Linked DNA regions of Homo sapiens: region 1 is linked to region 2. A link is a contact called in ENCODE Hi-C or POLR2A ChIA-PET data. All regions are on one chromosome and are shown on one strand. Each heading gives the region's core, a stretch centred on a gene start or an enhancer-like site at or near the end of the contact. The rest is flanking DNA. Distances are from core to core; before and after follow the strand shown.

What was found. A loop is a pair of places that touch in the nucleus more often than their neighbours do. ChIA-PET counts read pairs that join two places held with the same protein, here RNA polymerase II (POLR2A). Pooled maps may share reads with other maps.
Region 1: a map of mammary epithelial cell shows a loop between it and region 2 (6-fold over the local background). The contact joins the promoter of SMIM39 here to the enhancer-like site in region 2. A Hi-C loop is called at or near these places in 9 of 168 maps with a recorded cell type or tissue (CD8-positive, alpha-beta T cell, HCT116, dorsolateral prefrontal cortex and 4 more), 5 of 37 single-sample maps with no recorded cell type and 15 of 50 pooled maps. POLR2A ChIA-PET finds 5 or more read pairs at or near these places in 2 of 52 experiments (activated T-cell and activated naive CD8-positive, alpha-beta T cell).

What each region holds. Positions count from the first base shown.
Region 1 is chr2:131,030,037-131,036,755 of GRCh38, reverse strand. It overlaps SMIM39 (small integral membrane protein 39), which reads right to left and starts at 1,664. Exons shown (of 1, transcript NM_001414894.1): 1 at 1,494-1,664. The coding sequence starts at 1,664. The coding sequence ends at 1,494. All of the region lies in intron 5 of ARHGEF4 (Rho guanine nucleotide exchange factor 4), which reads right to left.
Region 2 is chr2:130,796,236-130,802,733 of GRCh38, reverse strand. No RefSeq gene overlaps it. Among named protein-coding and RNA genes, the nearest start is that of ARHGEF4, 37 kb to the left of the region's middle. RefSeq lists silencers at 4,480-4,729, 5,040-5,189. Within about 2 kb of position 5,098, at least 36 of the 41 ENCODE cell types and tissues checked have a DNase peak (open chromatin) inside an H3K27ac peak, as active enhancers do; they include CD8-positive, alpha-beta T cell, HCT116, dorsolateral prefrontal cortex and 2 more, where a contact is called at or near this core.

The sequences.
Region 1 (6,719 bases), core at 415-2,914, 240 kb before region 2:
CATTTTCCCACTGCTTCCCTTCTCAGGAGGTTCCTGCCTGATATTAACCAGGTGAGGTGTCACCCTCTGTCTCTAGGTTCCCTTAAATGAGCCCTGAGCAGAAGCCTGGTGCCCCCATTCCCCTTTCCTTTATGCTGCCTGTCCCTGCAGGTGGGACTGGGTCCGGCATAGGTGGCCCCCCACATAGCTGCCAGGGAAGGTCACCAGGTGTCGGGCAAGAGGAGGGCTTCACAGAGAGGCCAGCTTCCAGGCACCATTAGGGACAAGCCCCACACTTGTCCTGCCCAGTCAGCTGGAAGACCTTGGGGAGGAGGGGAGGAGGTGTTAATTGCCTTTGTCGCACCCTGGCAGAGGGACACGTGCCGTGAGCAAGCTCTCCTCCTGTGTCTCCCACCAATGTAAGGATGTCAGCCCCTTCTGCACAGCCTCCCACTCGGGAGGTACTCTAATTTAGAGTTAGGAGAAATGTGAACTGTTTGTGTTGTCACCAAGACAAAATGTGGCTCTGTGAGGTCAGAGACAGTTTCGTAGGACATCAGAGTCATGCTCCACCTCCGATGCTATTGCGCTGGGTGCGTTTCTGGGCAGAGGCCCTTTTTGGTGCTCGTAGGCACAGCTGCACCTGAGCCAAGACACAAGCCAGGCAGGCCCAAGGGGCAAGGAGTCCAGGCTGCCTCTCTGCCTGCAGGGAGCGGAGACTGACTCTTGAGACACAGCAGGGCTGTGAAACTGGCTGTTCTATTGTGGGAGAAGGTCCCAATGGAGGTGCACATTTGAGACTCAAATAGCCCAGGGCAGGGAGCGGGATCCCCTCCTGTGCCTCTGAGGTTCTGACAGCCTCCAGAAGGGCAACGCTGCCAGGCTCTGCCTCCAGCTACTCCCTGTGACCGCCACTGCCCTCCCCACCCTGCCCACCTACCAGACGTGCAGGGTGGGGGCAGCTGTGAACACCCGCAGTTTGTGCAGCAGGGGTGGGGGCTTCAGAGGGCCCACGTGCAAGGGGGGCAGAGGGGCTCTGCCCGTGGGAAGACTGACACCACGTATTTTAAGGCCTAAAACGGGAAAAACAACTGCAGGTAACATGCGCAGCGGTGCCCGGGGGTCTTCCACACACCTGACTCAACCTACACAGATGCAAGCGCGGGTCGCTCACCCAGCGGTCACATGCACTCCGTTTCCAGACAAGCAGCCGGGGAGCCCCAGCTGAATCCGCATCCTCGGTTACTCGCAGAGACGCGCCATTTTGGCCTCCCCCCTCGCCCCCGCAGCCCCCACTCCCCACAGGGCACAGAGGACAGAAGGACCCTGTGACACACGTGCCACCACGCCCCTCAGGCACCCGCTCGGCGACACCCCCGGACCAGGCCCTGGTAGTGAGCACATGGGGTGGAAGGAGGCCTTCCCTCCGCGACCAGTGCGGAGGCCGCGGGTGGCAACGGCTGGAGTGCCGTCGCCCGCGCCACTCACCCCGGCGCGGCGCCCTGCGCGGCCGCTCAGCGGAAGGCCAGCAGGAAGATCAGTACGACGTTGATGAGAACCAGGAGCGCCAGCACGGCGGAGACCACCACGCGCTGGGCGCCGGGGGGCAGGTTGCAGCGCAGCAGGGCGCGCAGGGCGTTCCCGGGCGCCGCGGGGCCGCGCCGGGGCTGCGGGGCCCTCGCCATGGCGCCCGGCCTCCCGCTCCGTGCGGCCCCGAGATCCCGCCGCACAGGGCCGAGCCGGTGGCCCGCAGCGCCCGGGGAGAGGCGGGGCGCCTGCGCTCGCGGGCCTGGGGCTCCTCCCGCGAAGCCGGCGCCGTGCGCGCGGCGCCTCCCAGGCCCCAAGCCCTGGCAACCCTGGCAACCAAGCCGGCTGTGCGGGCGGGGGCGGCGGCGGCGGCGGGCTGGAGAGGCTCAGAGGGACCGCGGCGGCTCGGGCGTGCGCTGCGCTGCGCCCTTGGCACCTCCTTGGAAAGGGTCGGGAATCTCCACGCCGGCACAGCAGTCCTGGCCCTGGGCTGGCCAGTGGCACAGATGGCCACGGGGGCGCTCGGGGATGCCCCGGGACCTCCTCGTTTCAGAGATACAGAGGCCAAAACGCCTGGCACCGGCGCTTTGGGGAGGGATGGGCCAGGGACTCTGATTCCTTACAAGGACTGGCCGCAGGCCCCCACTTCACAGATGAGTAAACGTGGCTCTGAAAGGTTAGGGATTCTGCTCAGTCATAAAATCGCGCAGGAATGCAGGGATGGCGGAGGCAGGATTTAAACTCCGGTGGGAGCGATCCACCCTGAGGGGCCCCTCTTCACTGACCGCAGCGTCCGAGCAGCATTGTGTTCCTTTGGAAAAGCCAGGCGTCCAGGGCTTCCTCTGCCTCCACTCGACACAGCCTGCAACCTTAACCCTGTAGGTTTCAAAGCTCTTGTGCAAGAGCTCTCATTCTATCCTTAAGAATGACAGCCCAGGTACAGTCAGTGTGTCCTTCTGAGAGATAAGAAGACTGCAGGGGAGAGGGCTAAACACTCCGCTCAGGCATGGGCAGAGATTTCTGGGCAACAAGCTCAGTGCTTTGAATCCTGGAGCAAGAAGAGTTCCTGGAGGGCAGGGAGGGGCGCACAGAGGGAATGTGTGCAGACTGGGTGTTCCCATGGGAGTGACTTTGTATGCTCTGATCTCTCTGTGTGTGGCCAGCTCTTGGCCACCCCTTGCAAAGATAGGTGAGTGTACCCTGAATGTCACCATCCTGTTGACTGTAAAGCAGAGTGGATGCCACATGTGTGTGCATGTGTGTACACAAGGGGTACCTGTGTGTGCATGGGCATAGGCACCTCTGTGTAAGGGGATACCTCTGTGTGTATATACATATGGGTACCTGTGTGTATGTGGGTGGGGTTTCCATGCATGTGCCTATGTACAACATGTGGGTGCCCGTGTGTGTGTGCAGAGAAGTGTCAGGGATGTGTCCAGAGAGGCTGTGTGCCTCCCTCACATCTGAAGGTTCAGCCTGGGCCCATCCGCCTGGTGTACTGCTCATGCCCAGTTCTTTAGAAAACGCTGGTCTGCAGGTTTGCTCCCCCAAGCTGTCAGGAGAATTGGGGGGATCAGAAGACATCTAAAGTCTCGCTGGTACCCCCAAATCCCAGCAGTCCTCTAGTAAGATGGTGATGTGTCCTCTCATGGGGTGTGGCTTCGAACCCCTGACGTGTGGATGCTTCATTGTGCACCTGTGGCCTCTGAACAGCTGGCCACCCAGAAGGGTACATGTCCTCTGGGCCCTGGGTACAGTGGGTCGGTGAGCTGGATGGCCGGCAAAGGCACTGAGTGCTGGAGGGTCTACAGCAGCCTGCTCGGCCACTGGGCCAGGCCTGGGCAGGCAGGGGTTGGTTCTTCAGCCCCAGCTGAGTGCTGCGCACATCCTCTGCCCCATGCACAGCAGGGCAGCCTGGGGAGGACTGAAGGTGGCTGAAGCACCCCTGACTGAGGACTGAGCAGGGTCCTTCTCCCTGCCTAGGGGCCCCCAGCCTCTATATCCCAGAGAGCTGGGTTTATGGCAGGAACGGCAGTGGTAACAGCTTTCCTATGTGAGTTTCATGACCAAAAACCTAACAGAAAAGCTTGAAGGCAGACAGGGTGTGGTGGCTCACAACCTGTAATCCCAGCACTTTGCGAAGCCAAGGCGGGCAGATCGCTTGAGCTCAGGAGTTCGAGACCAGCCTGGGCAACATAGTGAAACTCCATCTCTACAAAAGATACACATATTAGCCAGGAGTGGCGGCATGTGCCTGTAGTCCCAGCTACGAGAAAGACTGAGGTGGGAGGATCACTTGAGCCTGGGAGGTGGAGGTTGCAATGAGCCAAGATTATGCTTCTGTACTCCAGCCTGGGTGACAGAGTGAGACCCCGTCTCAAAAAAAAAAAAAAAAAAAAAAGAAAAAAGAAAAGAAAAGAAAAGAAAGCTTGAAGGCAAAGGCCTAGGCCCTTGAGGGGTTGGACAGACAGCTCCCACCAGGGAGGGGAGTGGCCCAACTAGGCTGGTGGCAGGACTGAGGTGCAAGCAGAAGGGAGACATAGGTGTCTGGGGCAGATGAGGGGTGAGCCCCCAGTGCTGTGGCTTTGGGAGGACAAAGGGAAGAGGAAAGCCACTTTGGAGGGGCTGGCCACCAGGTGACCTTGCAGCCCTGCGCAAAAGTGGCAGCAGTGGCCCCAAGGGACTGTGAGCTGCTCCTGCCCCGCCTCATGGAGCACCTAAGCCCAGCTTGCTGTCCAGCCTAATGAGGATGAGTACAAGGTATCTGCAGCACTGACAGCCATCAGGCTCCTCCCTGGGGCTGAGGAGGGGGAATAAGAGCCAGGTCAGGACTGGGGAGGGATGTCCAGCGGCACGGGAACTCAGGGAAGACAAAAACACCTGGAGCGAGTCAGAGTGACTCCATGAGGGGTGACCAAGAGCTGGCCTCATGTCCTATAGCATCCTCGGGTTGTCTCATGGAGAATGCCAGGAGAGCAAGGGCAGTGACCCTGCCCTGGGGACATCTGTCCCCAGGCCGGACCTGGCTCTTGTTCCCCCTCCTCGGCCCCACAGAGGAGCCTGATGCCTATCAGTGCGCCAGACACCTCGTGCTCATCCTCACCAGGCTGGAAGACGAGCTGGGCTTAGGCACTCCATGAGGTGGGGCAGAAGCAGCTCACAGGATGCTGCAAGACATGAGGCAGGGGACAGGCTGCTGTTCACAGGTGCCAGTGGGCAATGGGAGACCCTAGACCTCCCCAGCAGGAGCCAGGCCGTCCTCTCCCCTGGTCACATCATGGCTCGCACTGGCAGCACTGCCCACACGGTGGTGGTGGTGGGGAGGGAGCTGGGTGGTCACTCTCACTGACAGGCGCTTCTGGCTTTAGCTTCAGAAAAAGTCCAGGGGGCTTAGGGTGGCCTCAGGCCTGACTGCAGGGGCACAGTGCAGCCCAAGAGAGTCAAGGGGGAGGGCGAGGAACTGGGCAGACAGGCCCAGGCCTGGGCCATGGCCTTGGGGGTAGGCCCTAGAGGGGCCAGTGCTGGAAGAAGAGAGTACACTCCTGGGCACTGAAAACACTCAGCGTCTGCATTCCTTAATTTGCCTGGCAGGGACTGGACACTCACGAGGGGCAGGGCACAGGGAACTCAAGGAATGCAGAAGGAACGAGACATTGTGCCTGTTTGCACGTTCCTCAGGCCCATATGGGACAATGCAGGGGCCCACACAGACACGGCCTGTGGGCAGCTCCCTGCAGGCAGGACTATGGCTTCTGCACAGCTGCATCCTAGGACCTGGTGCGTCCCTGACGCAAGTACTCACTACACACGTTACATGTATGCAACACACACCCACACCCTTTATGTACAGCACGTGCACACACATCTGTGTGCAAGCATAAAAATCACTCCTCATGTACCTGGAATGCAAACTGCCTCGCGGCTCTGCCCCGAGTGGGCCGCTCTCCAGGCCAGAGGGTTTGCATTCGTTCTGCTTAGGAAATTGCAAGGTGGTTTCCCCTTCTGAGGGAGGCATCTGGCTAAATTGTGACCCTTTCTTGTTCATGTTGATGTCAAACATCTTAGATATTCCTTGGCCAAAGCATCTTAGAATGAACAACTTGTCAAGGAACTGAGAGCTCAAAAAGATAAGAAAGGGCCACAATTTAGCCCCTACATATTCTTAGAAAATAGAAGTGAATGTGTGATTTTAGGGCAAGCCAAATATTATTTAGTAAGGACTTTTTTCTGACACCTGTTGCTTTGCTCATCTCTAGATATTAAAGTCACGCTAACCCCCAGCAAAGCTTCTGGCTGAGCCCGTGGGAGTGCTGCCCTGAAGGCCCGGGAACTGGCCTGTCGCAGGACAATCACTTCTTATCTTTTCAGTTTCTGATGAGTGAGTCCACTTAATGCTTCTGGCGGCTCCTAACAGGCAGGCACCACCTTTCCTGAGTCTGCAGTGCAAGCTAGGCACAGTGAGGGCTCCGGTGTCACATCCACCCACAAAACACAGAGATGGCCTTGCTGCAGCGCTGTGCTGGACCCAGAGAGGCCTCCAAGCCCAGGCCTGCCCTTCTTACTGCCTCTCTCAGGACAGCCTTTCTACATGAGGATCTGGAAGCACTGGTAGCCTTCATGAGGCGCGTGGATGCCATCTGGGACAGGAGCCAGCCTCCCCAGCACCAGCCTGCAGCATCGCAGGAGACGGGCTCCCTCTGCCTGACTTCCTGCTCTCCTCTGTGATGTGTGTGTCCTTCTCCCTGGGGACACGCGCCCTAAACGTTAAGGCAAAGCAGCAACACTCCGTCTGCTCAGCAACCTCCAATGCCAGGAGAGACCTCTGAACCAAACAGGACCAAACAGGCGCTTACACAATCCAAATCTAAATTGCCTGCCTTTCCCTCAGAAAGATGACAGAGCCTCATTTTTTGGGTTATTTTTTCAGAGAAGTCCTGGCTCTTGGCCTTTCTCGGCCAAAGCATCTTAGAATGAACAACTTGTCAAGGAACTCAGAGCCCAAAAAAACACCTCTTCGCCAGCAGCAAGATGTGACAATCCATAATTTTATCCTCAGGTAGGAGACACACAACTATGAAATGCAGACACAAGATCAACGCAGCCATAAGGCCAGCCATGGAACCCCCACCTCTCCGGAGTCCTGAGGGCTTTGGTTGGGATGATCACCCTCGTGGTTGGAGATGTACTGAGAGCTCACCCTGCTGGGTGTGTGC
Region 2 (6,498 bases), core at 3,849-6,348:
TAATTTATAACATAGGGTTGTAGAGTTGACATACTTCTGAGGTAGGACAGTGGAGGGGTAGTGCTGGCCTTGCCAGCTGAAAGCAAACTGCTTCTGGTGAACCTTACAGAAAGACATGGAGAAAAAGGCATTTGTCAGATCAATAGCTGCTTACTGTGTTAATTTGCTGAAGCAGTGAAACCACAGCTGGTACAACAATTGCAATAGGAGTCACCACTTGGTTAAGCTTACAAGAAGCCACTGTCATTGTCTGAGATCTATCTCTCTTTAGCACAGGCCAGATAGGAGGGTTGAATGGGGATGTGGTGGGAATCACCACTCCTGTATCTTTTAAGTCCTTGATGCTGGTGCTAATCTCCGAATCTCTGCAGTCTCTCTAGAATGCAGCAATGCTTTTGGTTTTCTTAGGCAAAGGCAGCTTCAGTGGCTTTCATTTGGATTTGCCTATCAGAAGAGTCCTCAGGGAACCAACATGGTACTCTGCTAGCTACTAAGTACAGCCACGTATCACATAACATTTCGCTCAATGGTGGATAGCATATATGATGGTGGTCCCATAAGATTATAATACCATACTTTTGCTCTACCTTTTCTTTTTTCTTTCCTTTTTTTTTGAGATGGGGTCTCACTCTGTCGCCCAGGCTGGAGTGCAGTGGCGCAATCTTGGCTCACTGCAAACTCTACCTCCTGGGTTCAAGTGATTCCCCTGCTTCAGTCTTCTGAGTAGCTGGGACTACGGGCACCCACCACCCACCACGCCCAGATAATTTTTGTATTTTTAGTAGAGATAGGATTTCACCATATTGGCCAGACTGGTCTCGAACTCCTGATCTCAGGTGATCCACCTGCCTCGGCCTCTCAAAGTGCTGGGATTACAGGCACGAGCCACCGCGCCCGGCCTGCTGTACCTTTTCTATGTTTAGATACACAAATACCATTGTGCTACAGTTGCCTACAGTATTTAGTACAGTAACCTGCTATATAGGTTTATAGCCTAGGAGCAATAGGCTATCCTATATAGCCTAGTATGGAGGAGGCTATACCATCTAGATTTGTGTAAGTATGCTCTATGATGCTTGTACAAAGACTAAATTACCTAATGATGCACTTCTCAGACTGTATCCCCACCGTTCGGTGAGTGACACATGACAGTATGTTCCAATTATGCATTCTGGAACTTAGGAAATAACCGCATAGACTGAGCCTGGGGACCCAATGGGCCCACTGTGAGATGGACCTGAGCTAAAACTCCCTTGACCACCTGACCTCCGTAAGCCCCTGGAGGGCCACAGGGATGCTTCTGGTCTTCTGGAATGAATGTCAGTTCAGAGCCAGTGTCCCAGAGTGCCTGAGAGGTCTGATTATTTTCTTTTTCCTAGTACACAATGACCCTGGTAAAAGGTCAAAGGTCTCTCTAGGGAAGGCTGAGAGAAAGATTAACAGTAGAGGTTTTTGATAGCATACAGGATCCTTTCTGGAGGGGACTGTGCTTCCCCTGCATGGACCATGATGTTCTATTTTCATGATTCAAGTAAGATTTTTGTTAACTCGACCTGGAAGTTTTCTGCTTATACAGATTAAGAATTTAATAGGTATGAAAGTTGATCATAAATGTGTGATTCTTGTCACACCCAATTAAATCTGAGTTGAGGGCCAAGGAGGGAAAAACACTCAGGATTTATAACATCGCTTCAGAAATGCAATTTTCTGCAAGTCCAGCAGCCAAAACTGTCTATTGTAACCTGAGACCAGTTTTGTCTATAGCTTGTGGAATATCTTGCCGCCAATGTAGGGCTCATTGTGTCCACTGCTATCGTTCACCAATCAGCTTGCTAGTCCCAAAGCTTTACTAATACAAATAAACTTTCTCTCAAGACCACGAGCAACATTCCTCTATTCTATAAAATCCCCAACCTGCTCTTTGTTCTTTGGACATACTGAAAAACACCTGGTCTGTGTGTATGACCCAAATTGCAATTCTTATATCCCAAATAAAATGTTATATTTAGAGATTTGTCTCTACCTTTTAATGTTGACTTCAGTACAAGCTTCCTATCTATTTCACTTCTAGGAACGCCATAATCAACTATCCAACATCACATATTCACACAAGTCAGACTATTCTGATTGTTACTTTGTCTCTTCTGTCCATTATGGTAGTCACACCCACCTTGTCTTAGGTGGTTGAGTTCCCCTCTTGGCTCCTCCCACCCTGAGATCAGTTGCTGTCATTGCATTTAATTTTCCAATTGAGTGACTGTGGTTCCCACTGTAAGGTCTGCCCAGAGAGAAAAGCAATGAAACAGCTCTTGAAGGATGCTGGGGCTCCCCTCACAAACCCATTTCTTACAATATTGGTGAAAGGTGTGTCTGGACTAGTGTGGGTAAGTATGTCTAAAATGGCAAATCTACTCTAATTCCAATCTCTTCAATTCCCTTCCTCTACATTAAAACAAGGGATATCTGGCACCTCCAACTTGCTCATTGTAGGCCGCCTTTTAATCTGTTTCCCCTAACCAACTAAACTATTAGGTCTTTTTTACACGCCCAGGGCTGCAGCATTCAGTGCAGAATCTCTGCTTAGTGGGCCCACATCAATACATTTGGCCTGATCCGACTTTATGGTCTTTCCACCATTATCCTGCATGTTTAATGGATCCTTAAGATCCATTTCCACACATTTACTGGATTTCTGCCTGTATGAATTAGAAAACTCAAGTAGTTCTTTTGGATTGTGGCACACCTCCTCCTGGGTCCTGCTATGTCCTCACCTTTGGGGGCCTGCTGGGCCTTGAGTCTAGTTATAGGTCTAGTAAAGACAGGTGGGTCCTAAGGAAACTCAGCATTGTCTTGCATGACAACTGCCTCAGGGGAGGTCTTTATCATTTCCTCCAGCAATGCAGGGTTAATCTCCTCAGGCCAAGGCCAACACCACGAAGGGTGTGAAGGCTGCTTCCCCTGGGGATGGGGAGGCTAGTTTTGCTGTGGATGGGAAGACAACTCCCGTGGGCAAAGAGAATTCATCAGAATTTAGGAGCTCAATGTCTCCCAGTTTCATCAGGATATTCCCATACACCCCCATCCCAATTTACAGGTTGTCATCCTCTCCCAATCAATACCCTCACTTTAATAGTAGACATCCTGGGAGGCTGGGAGTTCAGCTTTTGCTGTAATTCAGCCAGTCACATGGTGAGGACTTGTGTTTGATTTTCAGCAGTTTCAACCCTGTGGCTACAGAGGGTCATCCCTCATGGTGGCCCTGACAGGGCGTGGGGGAGAGAGGCTAGGGCATCTGTGGTCTTCTTTTGGGAGATATGGGGCTCACCCTCTGCACTTTGCCTAAGCTGCATCCCACACTTTCTGGGCAACCTCCTATGTCTCAACTCCTGGCCCTGCTGTGCCCCCAGAAGGCTCCTCTTGACAGGCCACCCTCTTAGGCAGGGTCCTTTTGGGATGACTCACACCTGATACCTTGAGGACCAGCATCACTTGCAACCTTGTCTGTCCACACGGTGCACCTGAAGCGTCTCCACTGCCAGCCCTCTTCCCAGCTTTTCCAGCAACGGATGTCCATAGCCTGCCCTCCTACCCAGGAGTGGTGTCCATCTCTGTCTCAGGGATGCTACTGGTCTGTTTGCTCACAGCAGGGATGGGCCTGCGAGTGCCGGCGCTGAGCAGGCAGCCTGCAGCCCTGAGCCGGCTCCCACTTCAGGGCCATAGAGGGCGGGGAAGGGGGCAGGGCCTGGCAGAGGCTGGAGATGCTTGGATGGGGGCCAACAGCAGGGGGATGGGGGAAGGCAGCGCCTAGCAGCTATCCTTGAAATGAGTGTTTTCGCAGCCAAAGCTCAGGTGTAGGCCCACTCCCCCATGCCACGGCCTTTTGAACATGTGGAACCAGGACTCGGAACGTCCTGTTTTAAAGTGGGAGGTGGGCTGTCACTGGCAGGCGAGAGCTGCCGCCGCGCCTCTGCGAGGCTCCCCATTCCTGCGACCCTATCACATGTGGAAGGTGGGTGGGAGGGTGGTGGCGCGGTTGATCTGATCTCTGTCCCAAATAAGGCTCTTGAGGAGGACGCAGGGCACTTCCAGGGCGAGGGTGCCGCTGGGCTCTGACAAGCCCTTTGGGGACTCGTGGAGTCGTGGGAATGCCAGCTGACTCAGCGAGGGCGGCCTTGGCCACAGCAAGGTACCCTTCCCTACTTTCTGTCTTTCGTGGTGAGGCGATTTTAAAAACGCAGTCTGAGCAGCCCTTGCCATTGTCCTGCTGTGTACCCAGCACTTAGTGTGTCAGCTGGTCCGTGTGGACGGCCCAGTCCCTCCAGTGGCATCCCTACCGGTGACCCCTCCTGCCTGCACCATCGTTCCAAGTCTCAGGGCCGGCGCACAGGCGGGGCGCGGGGCTCTTGGCGCCCCTGCGCTCGGAACGGCTGCTTCCGGGCTGGGTGGCTGCTGTCGCCCAACACGCGGCCTCCGCAGAACAGTGGGCTGAGGTCGGTCCAGGACGGCGGTCCCAGCCCTAGGACCGGCGTACAGTAGAGGGCCCGGCAAAGGCCTCGGCCCAGCGGGGAAGTCGCGCCCTCCTGCGGCGCTGACGGGGACAGCAGGGCTCTCGGGCCGTCCTCTGGCTGTGCCCCGCCCCGGGGGACGCTGGGCGGACTGCGGGGCGTGCCCGGGGGCGCTGCAGTGTGTGCGGACTCGCAGTGGGTGCTCACTGTCGGCCAGAGCCAAGGCGTTCGGCCGCCTCGGCCTGAGGAATGAAGGCGCCTTGTGTCGCTTTAGCAGGCAGCAGTGACCCGTGGCGCGTCCCCGGGGACCCGACTGCGGGGCCAGTGGTGCGAAGCCAGTCCTGTGCCCGGGCCTGGTCCTCCCAGCCTCTAGGAAAGCGGATCTCGCTCTCGGTGAGATGAAACGGCCCAGGAGAGAGGCCCCGTCCCTGGCAGGCGGGTGTCCGCGGCAGCGCGAGCCATTCGCGCGGTCAGCCGGGGCGTCTTCCGGATGCGAGGCCCGCGGAGCTCGTGGGAGGTGCTGGCGCCCTGTGTGGCCCGCCCTGCGCTCCCGGCTGCGGGTTCCGAGACTGAGCCGCCGGGAGCCTCCGGAGAGACAGCTCCGCGCGCCCCCTGCTGGCAGGAGGGAGTCGCTCTATGCTGGGCCGGAGAGCAGGGTCCTCCACGCGGCAGGGGGACTGCGCTAAGAAGTCAGGCCCCGCCCCGTGGCTGGGTTTCAGGGCCACAGGCAGCAAGAGACCCACTTCTATCCACCCTGCCCGGCTTATGTAGCACGAAGAGGGCTCTGAAGAAGCAGCCTCTTACTGACATTCTACACACCCTTATGAAAAGCCCCCAAAGAGGCCCCGCGCGGTGGCTCAAGCCCGTAATCCAAGCACTTTGGGAGGCTGAGGCAGGCAGATCACCTGAGGTCAGGAGTTCGAGACCAGCCTGGCCAACATGGTGAAACCCCGTCTCTACTAAAAATACGAAAATTTGCTGGGTGTGGTGGCGTGCGCCTGTAATCCCAGCTACTCCGGAGGCTGAGACAGGAGAATCGCGTGAACTCGGGAGGCGGAGGTTGCAGTGAGCCGAGATCGAGCCACTGCACTCCAGCCTGGGCGACAAGAGCAAAACTCTGTCTGGAAAAAGGAAAAAGAAAGAAAAAGCCCCCAGAGTCGGGTCTAGCCAGGGTCCCCAGCAGACAGTTAATCAATGAAAATGGGCCAAGTGCAGTGGCTCACGCCTGTAATCCCAGCACTTTGGGAGGCCGAGACGGGAGGGTCACGAGGTCAGGAAATCGAGACCATCCTGGCTAACATGGTGAAACCCCGTTTCTACTAAAAAATACAAAAAAATTAGCCGGGCGTGGTGGCGGGCGCCTGTAGTCCCAGCTACTCGGAAGGCTGAGGCAGGAGAATGGCGTGAACCCGGGAGGCGGAGCTTACAGTGAGCCAAGATAGTGCCATTGCACTCCAGCCTGGGTGACAGAGCGAGACTCCGTCTCAAAAAAAAAAAAAAAAAAAAAAAAAGAAAGAAAAAAAGAAAAGAAAGAAAGAAAACGCATGGCTCTCAGGGCCCTGGAGGCTGGAAGGGTCTATTTCCCATGCATGACTCCCTTGTAAGAGGATACAGGGCCCTGCAGAGCTCAGGAATGCAGAGTGGGAGGGGGACAGAGGCAAGCACACCTGCAGAGGTGACAGAGGAGAAGGCTGTGGAAGGCCGAGGGCTTTGAGTGGTCTGGCAGCCACAGTCAGCAGGAAGTGGCCTGGGGCTTTGCACCCTGCAGCCTGGCTCTCCCCACGCTCTGGGGTGGGACTGCAATGGTGTTGAGTCACTGCATACAGCCTCTGTCATATATTCTTCTGGTGCTTTTGTTAAGTGTGAGAACCACTGGCCTACACAATGGAGAGATGGGCCTGGGCCCTGGAGGGAAGGACTTGGAAGAAAGGGTAGACCAATTCAGAGACTGAGGGAATGGGAGCCAGCGGAGGTTCCAGCAGGACATGCTGCA